Linked DNA regions of Homo sapiens: region 2 is linked to region 1. Evidence: chromatin contacts called from ENCODE Hi-C data. All regions are on one chromosome and are shown on one strand. Each heading gives the region's core, a stretch centred on a gene start or an enhancer-like site at or near the end of the contact. The rest is flanking DNA. Distances are from core to core; before and after follow the strand shown.

Evidence for each region. A loop is a pair of places that touch in the nucleus more often than their neighbours do. Pooled maps may share reads with other maps.
Region 2: a loop to region 1 is called in a map of mammary epithelial cell, with 5 times the contacts of the local background. The contact joins two enhancer-like sites. A Hi-C loop is called at or near these places in 5 of 168 maps with a recorded cell type or tissue (IMR-90, dorsolateral prefrontal cortex, endothelial cell of umbilical vein and 2 more) and 10 of 50 pooled maps.

What each region holds. Positions count from the first base shown.
Region 1 is chr22:46,843,302-46,849,469 of GRCh38, reverse strand. All of the region lies in intron 4 of TBC1D22A (TBC1 domain family member 22A), which reads right to left. Among named protein-coding and RNA genes, the nearest start is that of TBC1D22A-AS1, 70 kb to the left of the region's middle. Within about 2 kb of position 3,554, at least 2 of the 41 ENCODE cell types and tissues checked have a DNase peak (open chromatin) inside an H3K27ac peak, as active enhancers do; they include dorsolateral prefrontal cortex, where a contact is called at or near this core.
Region 2 is chr22:47,150,319-47,156,731 of GRCh38, reverse strand. The region is part of intron 12 of TBC1D22A (TBC1 domain family member 22A); the gene reads right to left. Among named protein-coding and RNA genes, the nearest start is that of TBC1D22A-AS1, 240 kb to the right of the region's middle. RefSeq lists an enhancer at 974-2,173. Within about 2 kb of position 2,056, at least 10 of the 41 ENCODE cell types and tissues checked have a DNase peak (open chromatin) inside an H3K27ac peak, as active enhancers do; they include dorsolateral prefrontal cortex, where a contact is called at or near this core.

The sequences.
Region 1 (6,168 bases), core at 2,305-4,804:
TAGTCAACAGCAGGTTCAGTGAGGACCACAGTGCGTGGAAGCTGTCCTGGGAGGTAATGGGATCTGAGGCCTCCACTAATCAGTTCTAGAATTTCACAGAGAAACACTGAGAGACAAAAAGGTGTCCAGGAGGAATGCAGTTGGCAGAGGGCCTTGAGGGCAGGCTAGGGCTGCCTGAGTGATGGCAGGTCACCCACAGAGCAATCTGCCGTCTGGAGACCCACTTGGACGGAGGCATCCACTCCAGCAGCCAGGGCCAGGTCAACGGGGACAACCTGCAGGCAGACAGCATTGCCACAGAAGAAAGAATTGTCCAGCATCAGAATAATAATGGCCACAACCACGCCCTCTGCCTAGAGCGTCACACAAATTGTGAGATAGCCACTCCAGACAGATGGGGTTAAGTATTGTAACTAGCTACTAAGTGGTGAATCCAGGATCTGAGGGTGATCTGTGAACCATGTATCACAAAATGGCTCAAACAGAGACTGGGGACAGGGAGGAGAGGGTGCACTGGTTAAGGGTCCCCATGAGGTCCCTACCAGCAATGAAATGTCATAGGAGTTTAAAAAAAAAAAAAACTGCATGGTGAAGCAGTGAGGTGCTATTACGGTGGGCTGAAACACACTCAAAGAAACACCAAAGGAAAAATACAAATTGCTCAGCCCTGCAACCCAAAGTGTACGTGAGACTACTTAGAGCAACGTGTCATAATGCACTCAAAACTGTAACAATATTTATGACTATTTGCAACAGAAATAGTATGCCATAAAAAAGTAATATACAGTAACAGCATAAACATCATCATACAGACTCAGCAATGCCAACCAAAAAGCCCTTGTTACCAAGAAAAAGGCAATAACATTTGTACCAGAGAGAGCCTACCTGGATTCCTGTCTAAGGCACTGACAGAGGGGCTGCAAACGGTTGGTCGACTCCCTGTTGCGCCAGGTCTCTCCCTCGGCTTAGAGAACCATACAGGCTGCTCTGAAATCAGAGCCTCGATGAGGCATCACTTAAACTTCTTATACAACCTGCTTTAAAAACTCACTGCAGTTAGTCATAGACTAGTTCATGAGCCTAGAATCACCTCTAGCTGGCTCTCCACTGCCTTCCAACAGCAAGCACTCCTTCCCTGTTCTCTCGGGTCCCTGAAGGAAAGCTTCTAGCATGAGATTTATGCCCGCAAGGGTGGAGGACGACCTGAGTTCCACTAGAATACTTCTGGGGCTCTTCTGACACCGCCTCCGCGATACCATTTTTTTGGAGGGAGTGGGGAAAGTTACAGGCAGAAGTATATAAAAATTAAAAGCTTTAAAGCCGCTCTTAATGAGCAAAAACTTCCTATCACAAAGCCATCATCCAACTAACTTAGATCACTCTCCCAACTATTTAATAGTTTCCCAACCCCTCCCTTCTAAGAAGGAATGTCACCCAGAAAGAATATCTGCTGCTCAAGAAGTGTTTGCAGTCTTCCCTCCGGGTATTTACTGTGTAGAGCGCGTGCGCGCGCGCACACACACACACACACACACACACACACACACACACCCACTAGGGTACCTTGACTATTTCTCTAGGTGCCATCAGAACTGGTCCTCTACATGTTTTTAGATGTTTTACATAAAAGTGTCCATTTACAATGGAAACTTTTTCATTTCAAACCCCATTTTCCCTCCCTGGAATGAGTGGGGCACTCCTCTCCAAACACAGAGGACCAACAAGCCTGGGTGCCTCTACTACAGGGTTGTTTTGTACATAAAGCCCTTTGTAAGAAAGGACTCAAAAGTCCTAACCTGAGAAAAACACAGACCTCAGACATCATCAACAGACCTGGCAGGCATGACTTAGACCAACAGGAAAACCCAACACACCCCACATTTTCCTACAGACACGTCCACACAGTGGGGCAGGAGGAGCGTGTGAAGAGAAGGGATAGAAGAAAGGCAGAGAAGCAGCAGAATGCGTAACAATGATCATTCTCAACGTGCAGAAAATGTTCTTGACAAACAGAAGTGAGGAAAATGACACATAACATAAACCAGGCCAACCTTCATGCCTTAGGACCTACTGGGTACGTCTAGGGCAGATACTGGTAGATATGTAAACCAGCACTGGCTAGGTGACTTCTGCTCCTCCGAAAAGGTGTATTCTGGCCTTTACAACTCTCCAGGACACCTGAGGCCAGGCCTCCTGCCTCCCAGGTCTCCCATGGTGGCAATCTCTTCTACACTATTTCTCCTATGTGGGAATCTAAATGTCAAACTAATGGCACAAAACATACCAAATGCCTCCAGGTTAGGCCCACCTGGGGTCTCCAAAAATGAGGGAGAGGTCACCGCAGAACTGGTTTTCCACACTGCAGAGTCCTCAGTCCAGTCCCAATTGACCAAAGATCATTAGTTGCACAGCCGATAAGGAAGGCTGATGGCCTCCAAGGCCCGGCCCTGGACTGCTGAACCCCACGCGAGATTCCACAGAAGGGGACACCCGCCTAAACAGTCTCTCGACGGCACCAGCACCGGGTTCTGAAAACCGCAGGAGTTGTTTTGTTTTTTGTGGAATGTATACTGACGTACAGAAAGGGGAAATGACAGGATGTCTGGGGTTTGCTTTGAAATACTCCAGCAAAGGAGAAGGAAAAGAAAAAGAAAAAGAAAAGAATGGGACAGATGAGAGGCTGGTGGCATATCTTGATACCCGCCGAATCCGGGTGAAGATGAGAGGCTGGTGGCATATCTTGATACCCGCCGAATCCGGGTGAAGATGAGAGGCTGGTGGCGTATCTTGATACCCGCCGAATCTGGCTGATAGGTGTGTTGCTTCACTGCACTGTTCTCTCGATCTTTGTGCATGTTTGAAATTTTTTATAACACAGTTTTTTTTGTTTTTTAAGTGTGAGAGATGGTAAAGGTGGCCCAGGCCTGATGACAATGATTGATGATATTCCCATTGGGGAAAACTCCGTCCATTTCCCGAGGAGCAGAGCCTTTCCCTCTTCTGGAAAAGAAGTCACCCTTCCTCCCACACTTAAGCACCCCACAGCCCACAGTGAACTGTCTCCTCTGACCTCAACACTGCTTGCAGGGTAGCTCTTCAAAGACGGAAAGCATAGGTGAGTAAGCGATGTCGCCACGCCCACTGACAAACATACATACAAATGGATCAGTGCTGCTAGCAACAAATCCAACTCACTAAACCATTCTCATTGAAAGATCACAACAGCTATTGCCTGTTTGCCTCATTATTTAAAACCACATCATGGTATATGTGTGCTGTTGAGATAGATGAGTAACAGGAGAGGGGAGAAAAAGCACTCGGCACATTGCTGCCTTCCAGATGCATTGTGATAAACTCCATGGTTTCTGCCTGGCAACAATACTAATGGCAAGATACCCATTTCTTGTCCCAGACAGATGGATGTCTAAAAAGCATCTCATCTTTTAAACACAGAATTTTTTTACCCCTAAGCCAACATCCCAGCCCTCCCACAGAGCCCTGGCTGTTGCCAGCTCCCCGGCTGCTCCTGCGGGCCGACTGCAGCAAGGCGTATCCTCCTCCTGGAATCGGCTCGCCGCGGTTCCTTCCTGAGGGCTGGCGACCCAACGCAAAGCAGGAACGACAGACTCTGAAGTCCCCAGCTTGCAACTAGTACATGATCATCATTCTATCACTTTCAAATAAAAGAGCCTAATATTTTGAGCATAATGATTTTAAGGAGCTCAACAATTTCTTGGCATGCATTATTCATTTTGGGACACAACACTGTTATTTCACTGAGATTACTGTAAATCGCTACATGAAGAGCTGGCTTGCATGAACAATTAAATGATAGATATGATAAACTAGATTTATAAGCTTTATGTTCCCATAACATAAATTCCTTGAATGATTTAACTCAGCAGAGCTAGAAAATTCTTTCCAGACACCAGGTTCGTGGATCTCCAGCTCCCCCATCAGCATTTAATGAAAACTTACCTCAAAACCGAAAGGAAAAATATTTAATAAAAGGCTTAATATTACTACGGTAACCGCAGCAAGTTGTTTCAGAAATGAATAATAATAGCTCTGTTAGGTGCTTCATTAAAAATTTTCCAACCAAATACTGCCCTTAATCTTCTCCATGGAACAAAAGACTTATTCAGGATCCATGTAGAAGACTGAAAATAACGTCAGATACAACCTTGTGCCCAAGCACAGACGTCCTTACGTCTCAAGCACAGAGAAAGATGGAATCTAATCAGCTAAGAGGAGAGAAAGTTGGGTATTTATCCTAAAACAATTGATTAACAATCTCAATATCCCACTGTTACGTTCTTTCCTCCACGGATCAACAAAGACATTCCTCGTCTCACCAAAATGGCCTTCTCCTGGCACAGGCAACCGCCTGCAGATAATGCAGGAATCAAAGACTACAGTCACTGGACGCCAGGGTATGACCAAGAAACACCAGGGCCCACTGGACTCCAGGCACAGACAGGACTCCCTTCTCCAGAGAATTCCAGAGTTGGAGAAGTCCTAGAAACCAAATCTGACTATGGCACAGGACTTTTGAGACCACCCAGGCAATACTTGCTGGCATGAAGGAGGGCGCAGCATCTCCAACCCAACAGTCTCCTACCACTCTCCACTTAAGAGCCCAGTAGGACCCCTGGGCCTGGGATGACCCCGCTCAGACGTCCAGGCCAGCCTCACTGTGCTCAGACCGTCAACTGCTATGATGCCTGCAAGTGAGCAGGAGGGCTTCATTACAACTGGGTAAGTGACTGCTCCAGACCCCACGGGGGACCCAGATGGAAGCATCCAGCTCAGCCCAACCCTTCCCAGGAATCACTCGGCCCCACCTCTGCCTGGTTCACTCTGGCTGTGCTGTGCTCCTCTACCCACCCATAAGCTCTCCCCATCCTTATACCCAGTCTCCTGCAAACTCACTTCTGTCCCACCACGTCAAGCTGACGACTCAACCACACAGACATCTGGCACACACTCAGTCACTAGCTTTATGCTGGTGGCTACACTGCCTGGCACAGAGGAGGTGCTTAATGAATGCCCACAGGGGGTACAATCAGAGGGAGACAGGGCTGCCCAGATGCTTTATAACTAAATGCAACTAAGCTTATAAACTTCTCCAAAGAGGAGAGTAAGAAGAGAAGGAAGCAGCACGCAGTGGAATAGTTCACGGTCTACACAGCAGTTAACGGTGTACTCAGTGACTGCTGGACATGGGCACCGTGGCATGGCAAGACCACAGACGGGGATGCTTCTCAATGAGACTCCTACTTGGAATGCTTAGAACGGCTTGATAAGAATGTGCTTGGACCAGAGTGCCCACGCCCAGCATCTAGCATGCCTTACCCACATGTTTACACCCACAGGAAGGCTGGCTGGCCAGTCCAGCCCAAGCTTGTACTCCTTTGCAAATGACAGCCAAGAAGACAGAGACCGTGTGACCCTCAAGACCGAACAACCCCACAAACATCTATCTGCCTTGAGATGTCCTGACCCCATCCCAAATGCTTTCTGGCCCCAGCACAGCCAACGGCATCTGCCAGCATGATGAATGGAAGGCAGCTGTCCTTCCCGATGATGTGAGAACACAGGGTGCTGCCGGGTGCTACTCCCCAGGCTGTGTTTACGCTCACAGGTCAATCCGCTGTGAATGAGATGCAGTTTATTTTCATTAACAGAAAAGCTTGGCCTCCTTCACCCCAGGGAACTAGGATATCATACATCTCAGTTTACCCAGTTCACCGCTCACCTGCCCCTCTTAAACTGTTAAGAGTGCCCCGTTTACCCCCAAAACAGATGATAAACAATATGGCCCCTCTATTGAAAAACCCCAGAAGTCTACAGACGTCATCTACAGAACGCGTGATACCCACTCCCAGCCCCAACTTGCTGGATGGGTGTAAAGGCGTCACCCAAAATGTACTGGGGGCCACACTCTGTGCTCTTTTGGGCCCAGATAACAAAGGGGGCATGCTGAGGTGGCTTAATAACAGTGAATGATTCATATTTGGGACAGCTTCAGAATAAAGCCGAGTCTCAATCCCCTGGCATCCCAGGAGGAAGAGCTGCTGCAGCACCGGCCGGGCAGCCACTGTATACCCGTGGCTGTTTTATCTCTGCAGGGGAGTTATTATCATAAAAATCAATGACAACAACAAC
Region 2 (6,413 bases), core at 807-3,306, 310 kb before region 1:
GACAGTGTGACCCAGCCCGGGGAGGGAGACTGTGCTGTGAGGGTAGAGAGGGACACCCCCAGGAGTGGACAGGAGAAGGGTGCAGGGAGGGGAGTTCTGACAGCCTCAGGCCCACCCTCACCTCCCCAGCCTGCCCCAGGTCCCTCTTCTGGTCGCCTCTGTGAGGCTGCCCATCCTGGTGTTCACTCCGGCCAGCCTCAAGCTAGGCATCGATCTAACAACTGTGAGGTGTCCTCCACACCCACCATGTCCGAGGGAGGAGACGGCCGCTCAAGAAGCCTAGCGACAGCTCAGGGTCAAGCAGCCGGCCCGTGGCAGGGCTGCCGCCTCCCCCATCAGCAGGGCTGCCCTCTCGAGCCACTGGACCTGACTACCATACAACCCTGTCTCTCGGAGAGGGTTACAGGGGCTGTCCCCACTAAATGTGTCCCTACTTGGCCCTGAAACTTAGAATGACATCTTCACGTGGAAGCCAGGAGCCTGAACTGCTGTCAGATAGTCCAGCCCCTGATTGGTCCCAGCCCAGACACTACCTGTCACCTTCCGCAGAGCCTGTGAAACCATGGGGTATGGGTTTTCTGTGGGCGGTCAACACTGACCAGCTTCTCCAAGAGATAAGAAGCCCTGCCTTCAGCCATCTGGGAGGACAGGAAACTCCACGTGGGGAGGGGGCTCACCAGCAGGGGGAGGGGCTGAGTGGGAGGCACTTGATGAACCCGGTGTCACACATAACACGACGCTGGGCACACACCACAGACGTAGGAGGGCCGTAGAGGTCCTGGTAGGAAAACTGCCTATGAAAAGTTCATCCTTATTTACCTTATTTTTAACCTTTCTATCACACTCAATGCCCTTTTAACTAGGAGATCAAAGAATACAGAATACCACCTGATACACAGAAGACAAGAAGGTAGCTCCGCACAGAAAGGTCAGGCTGCGCCCGTCCGCACCACCGCCCCTGAGGGTGGGCACTCGGGTGGGGGTCTGCGCTGGCGCCAGCCCATCCTCTGTCTTGTGAGCACAGGAGACCGTGGGAGAACGGCCGTGGTGTCTGGGAAGAGGGGCTTCCTTTGCCCCTTTGCAGGCTGCTGTGATGTCAAGTGTTACGCGTCCTCGCCGGCCCTCATGCCTTTGAGTTCTGTCAGTGACGATGCAACCATCTGCCCAACATGGTCACTGGTCCACAGTGGCCGGGCATCCCCAGGGCGGCTCCCACCTCCCTCCCTCTCTCCCACTCCCAGACCATCCTGGGAGCCCGGAGTGCAGGCTCTGATAGCCGATTTCTTTGACAATCCAGTTATTAGTTTGAAAATCTTGTGACGTTCTGGACCAAACCAGGGCTAAAAATAAAAAGACAGTGACAGCCAGCCGGGACAGGGTGGCAGCTGCCAGAGCTGGCCAGCCCGCCGGGAGGACAGCCCTGGGAAGGTGACACCTCAATACATCCGCCTTCCGAGGAGTCTCTCATGGCACAGCGATGTATACTGTCCTTGTAATTCATTTCATTTTTTTTTTTTCCAAAAAAGGAATTCTAAAGAGAAAAGCGCCTTTCAGTGCTGAAAACATGGGCTCGGCATGGAGCGTCCCCATCACGCTGCCCTTCCATTTCATCCCTAGGCACACGGCTGAGACTTCTGATCAACACACAGAGGACACTGCAAATCCTGGCGCAGCCCTTCGTCTTTTTCAGCCCGTGAAGACTTCCTGCCTTGCGGTGTTTGGGGCCAAGATGCTGTGGCCACGTCATCCCTGGAGATGCCGCTCAAGAAATGCCCAGCGGGCAGCAGGGAAGGACGCCCACTTCTAGAGGAGGCACCCTCAGTCAGGTGCTTATCTACAAGGCTCTTCCCACAGCGATCCCGAGTGAAAACGCCAGAGGACAAGGCCAGGTCTGCCAGGCTGCTTCTGCTCCTAAAGCAGAAATCACCAGGAGGGGGCCGCTGAGAGTGGGGAGGGGAAGAGCAGCCGTGTGGGCTGTGTTTCTGGCATCCCGGACCTTGGGCACATGTCCCAGAGCAGCCGCCATCACTCCCTGCCTAACAGAGCTGCCGTCTGAACTCGGACAGCTCCGGGCACATTGCCTGCTAAAGGCAACCGCTACCTGCTCCAGGGCAGGCTGACAGGACAGGCACTGCTGGGGTCCCCCAGCTTCCTGAGGGCTTCAGGGAGCCAGCCTGGCACGCTGTCGGGTTTGGGGCTGGGATGGACAGTGTCTGCACATTGCCAGCCCCATACTAGGTGATGTTTAAGGAAGGGGGAAAACTGCAGTCAAAGAGTCGTAATTTCAAGCGGGGGGGCATTTCCAGGCCATGACAGTGTCCCGCGCGTGACAAGTAAAGGCTGCAGCTACGGTCAGTCAGAGATGAAACCAAGCCAAACGTCACGACACAGAGCTCAGAGGGTGAGCAGGTCACTCATGGCTCAGACTCACTCAGCGCGTGGCAGGGCCATACCAGGACACTAGGAACAGCTCTCAAAAGCGCAGAGTGTGAGGAGGTGGGCTGGAGGGGAGGGTGACAGGGGCACACAGGACCGCCCTGCTCCGGGGACATGTCTGTTCCTCAACAGCAGGAAGGAGAAGTCATGGCCTGGAGACAGTGCTGGAGGCCCAGGAGGTCCCGGAGCTCCCCTGCTCCCGCCAGCCACGCGCCCTCTTCCTGGCCCTCCTCATCCACTCGCAGTCACAGCTACTCACATCTCCTCCTACTCTCTCACAGCCACTCACACCTCCTCCTACTCTCTGCCCACCCTCCCATGCCCAAGAGTGACTTCTGCGGACCTTCAGAGCCACAGGCCAGTCCAGTGTCCCCGGACCTCCCACAGGCTCTGTCCACTCCCCGCCTCCACACGGGACTCATCGTCACCCCTGTCAAGCTGCCTTTGCCCTTGTGGGTCTTTACCTTGATCTCTGGCGACAGCACTCGGCCAGTCACCCAATAAACAAATGCAGACATCGTCCCCAGTTTCTTCTCCTTCTTCTCTGACCTTGCCCTGTGCCCCCTCCCCCAGCCATTGCAATCTGTCACCACACCCTGCGGGTTCTAGGCACACCTCCTAGGCATCCTGCAAACGCACCTGCTTCCCGGCTCACTCCTGGGTGGTATCTCTCATCTTTCGCTTGCACGACGGCCACAGCTCCTCCCTTTTCCCTTGCCCGTCCACCTGCATGGCCGCCTCCTTACCTCTTTCCCCCTCGAACCCACCTCCCCCAGGCAGACCGGGCCCCCTTCTCTCACGCCTTTCTGCCTGCAGCCTCTCCTGGCCCCTGGGTCACCGCCCATGCTGTTTCCTCTGCTTGGAGCACCATGGCAGGGGCTGCCAAGTACCACTCAACAGCCATTCAGCCACCCTCCCCGTCTTTAGGAACAGAACTTTAATTTTCTTCATGAAAGGAGGCACAAGCCCTGCTAAAATACTGCATTTCCCGGGCTCCCTTGAAGTCAGATATGACCACATGACTCAGTTCATGAACGTGAGCTGCATTTGGAAGCAGTGGGTGGAATTCAGGAGAAGCTTATAGAGGAAGCTGTCTTGGCAGGGAAAGGTGCCTTTTATCCTCCTGCTGCCAGGCTGGACTATGGATGCAATGGCTGGAGTTTCAGCAGCCATCTCAGGCCACGAGGTGCCTCTGAGAATGGAAGCCACAGACAGCAGAGAAGACAGAAAGGAAACTGTGTTTCTGAAAGCACCGAGGCTGCTGTTCCAGCCTGGAACTGCCTGCCTCGGACCTCCTTTAATATCAGAATGAAATCGGCTGTGATTTTTTTTTTCCTTTTCTTGTCCTATTCAGTCAATCCTCGTTCCAATTAGCCCGAGTGCTTTTCTCCCACAGCTAACGCTCTCAGGGGGTCTCCCTTCCAGCAAGCTTCCCGTGACCCACCCTGGCATCCTGCGTCTCCCCCGAAGGGTCACAGACATCTGGACCCCGTCCCTCCTCTGCTCTGCCGCCACGGCCGATGCTTTCTCTCTCAGAGGCCCCGTGCCCGGGCCTGTAAAATGGGAAAACGCCACCTTTCTCATCACGAGAGTTAAATGAGATGACAAATATAAATGGGCCAAGCACACTCAGTAAATACTAGTTCCATCTCATAAGCAAGGAGAGCCACCAAGAGTGGCCCTAAGTGTGGCTTTGGGACTTAGAAGCGACAGAGAGCGCAACTGCGACAGCCTCGTCAGGACCAGCTACGTGGGGGGTTGTGGCCGGCCAGAAACTCTCTAGTGAATGTGCCTGTGGGCTGAGGGGTCACCATCCCATGGAAGCGGGGAGCAGCTGAGATGCCATGACCAGCCACCGACGCCCGCCAGCCACAAGCAGAGGAGGAACCCACTTCGGCCTGGGGACCCTGAGCTTGCGCTGATCTGACACGGTGCCCCCAGGGGCCAGGGGGGGAACCCCGTAGGAGGCTGCGGTGGTTTCTCACCCAGGGAAGAGGAATCCACTGCGCTGACCCAGTCTGGATTTTTGAACCCATTGTTTTGAACGCATGACTGAGAGATATAACCTTGTATTGGTCAACCCAACCTGAGGACAAAAAGATCTGCTTCCCAACATTAGTAACAATTTATCTCAGAGCACTTAACCAGGAAGCAATAGGTCTTCAGAATAAAAAGAGAACCGTGGAGCCCTAGGACCGGGTTCTAGTCAGATACACGCAGGAGAGTGGGTGAGGTCCAGGCAGGCAGACAGCCCAGAGGAACCCTCACACGGGCTGCCACCAGCAGAGTAAGGCCCAGACCACGGCCGCACACGCTCCTATGCACACGGCCCTCTGCAGTGGGCCCTTCTATCTTCAGAAGCTGAGACCCCAGAGGTGACATTGCTGGCCCCATCAGCTTGAAAAGTGCAGGTCACTGGGCTGCACTGCCACGTCCACACCGCGAAGGGGTCCTCCCCGTCCCCTGGGTGACGCTGCTCTTTCCCGACAGGCCGGCATGGTGGCTTTATGCTCTCCGTTCCCCCAGGGGTCTTCTTCAACCCCAGAGCAGACGCAGGGCTTCCAGGAGAGTAAGGTCACTGGTGACCACACAGGTCTGAAAGAGCTTCAGGGGAAATGACTCATGGAACCTCCCTGAGCCCCACAGGAAGAAGCCCTGGCTCAGCAGCCAGCACAGCCCAGTGCTCAGGACCCCCAGTGAGGCCCCCTGGAGAGGGGCCACGAGGGAGCCCAGGTACCAGAGCCTCTCCCAGCCATGGACCAAGCTTCCAAGGCTACCTTTAAACATGTAGCAATATTGATTTTCAAGTTGATTTCATAGATTCACTAGCAAAATGATCTTTTTCCTTGTAATATACATTGTGAAAATTATTCAATTTCCCGAGTTGTTCAAGTCTGCGTTCTCACATTGATTTTTCTGCTGCCTGGGAGGGCAGGAGGAAGGCATGCAGTGGGGCTGCGATCTGGAAAGGTCGGTTCTGCGTGAGTGCGCCGGGAAGCCGCTGGCCTGCCTCACCCGGGAAGGTGGAGAGTACACGGGTGGGCGCTGAGTGTCACACAGAACCCCACACCACGCAGCGTTTAAAAGTGTGTTCAGATCAACAGTCTGGTGAGGCTCTGGGCCCGCACAGCCAGGCTCGCAGGAATCTGCACGAACCCAGCAGGTCTAGGTCCCTTTCCTTTAAGCGGAGCGGGTTGCTCCCCACGCAGCTCACAGGCCCCTCAGCCTCTGAGGGGCCACAGCGGATCCCACATCCTCTCTGAGACCCCATGGCCCCAGCATCACAGCAGGAAGAGCAAGGCCATCAGTCACGCCAGGTGCCTGAGGCAGAAGCACAAGGCCTCTGTGCTGGCCACACAGCCACATGCACGCCACGTGAGGGCCACAGAGTTCCCACGGAAGGAAGAGAATGGCACCATCATTCAGCAGGGTGGTGGGGGCGGAGGTCTCTAGCTATCTGGTCCCAAGGGAGGGTCACACGCACGGGAGCCCCGTGGGTGCAGGGGACGATGCTGGGGGTGGGAGTGGGGCACTTGGTGACCCACAGAGAAGGGTCTGGCTCAGAAGGGGGCTGGGGAGACCGCGTACTGGCCTTGAGCTAGCGCTGCAGCCCACCAGCCCATGCCAGGCTCTTGTGGAGCTGTGGCACACGTGCTTGTGGCCCACAAGTGGGCAAGCCAACGAGCAGACAGCTCGGCGAGAAGGCCCAGGCACCCAGGTGCAGAGGCGGCTCGGCAGAAGTACCGTGGCACAGGGACTCCGGTGCCACCCAGCAAGCCCGGCCACCCAGACCGCCTCAGGTGTACGCGGGCTCGAGAGCTGTTCTAGACGGAACTGGGACACTCCTGGAGCAGAGATGGGAGCACACAGGGTGAGTCCTGGGTCACGTGTTTGCGGACTTTTGAGATGTCCAAAAGATGAACTCGGGGGGCCTCAGAGGCCGGCTCCAAGCTGCCTGGAGCCCTCGCCACCCCACT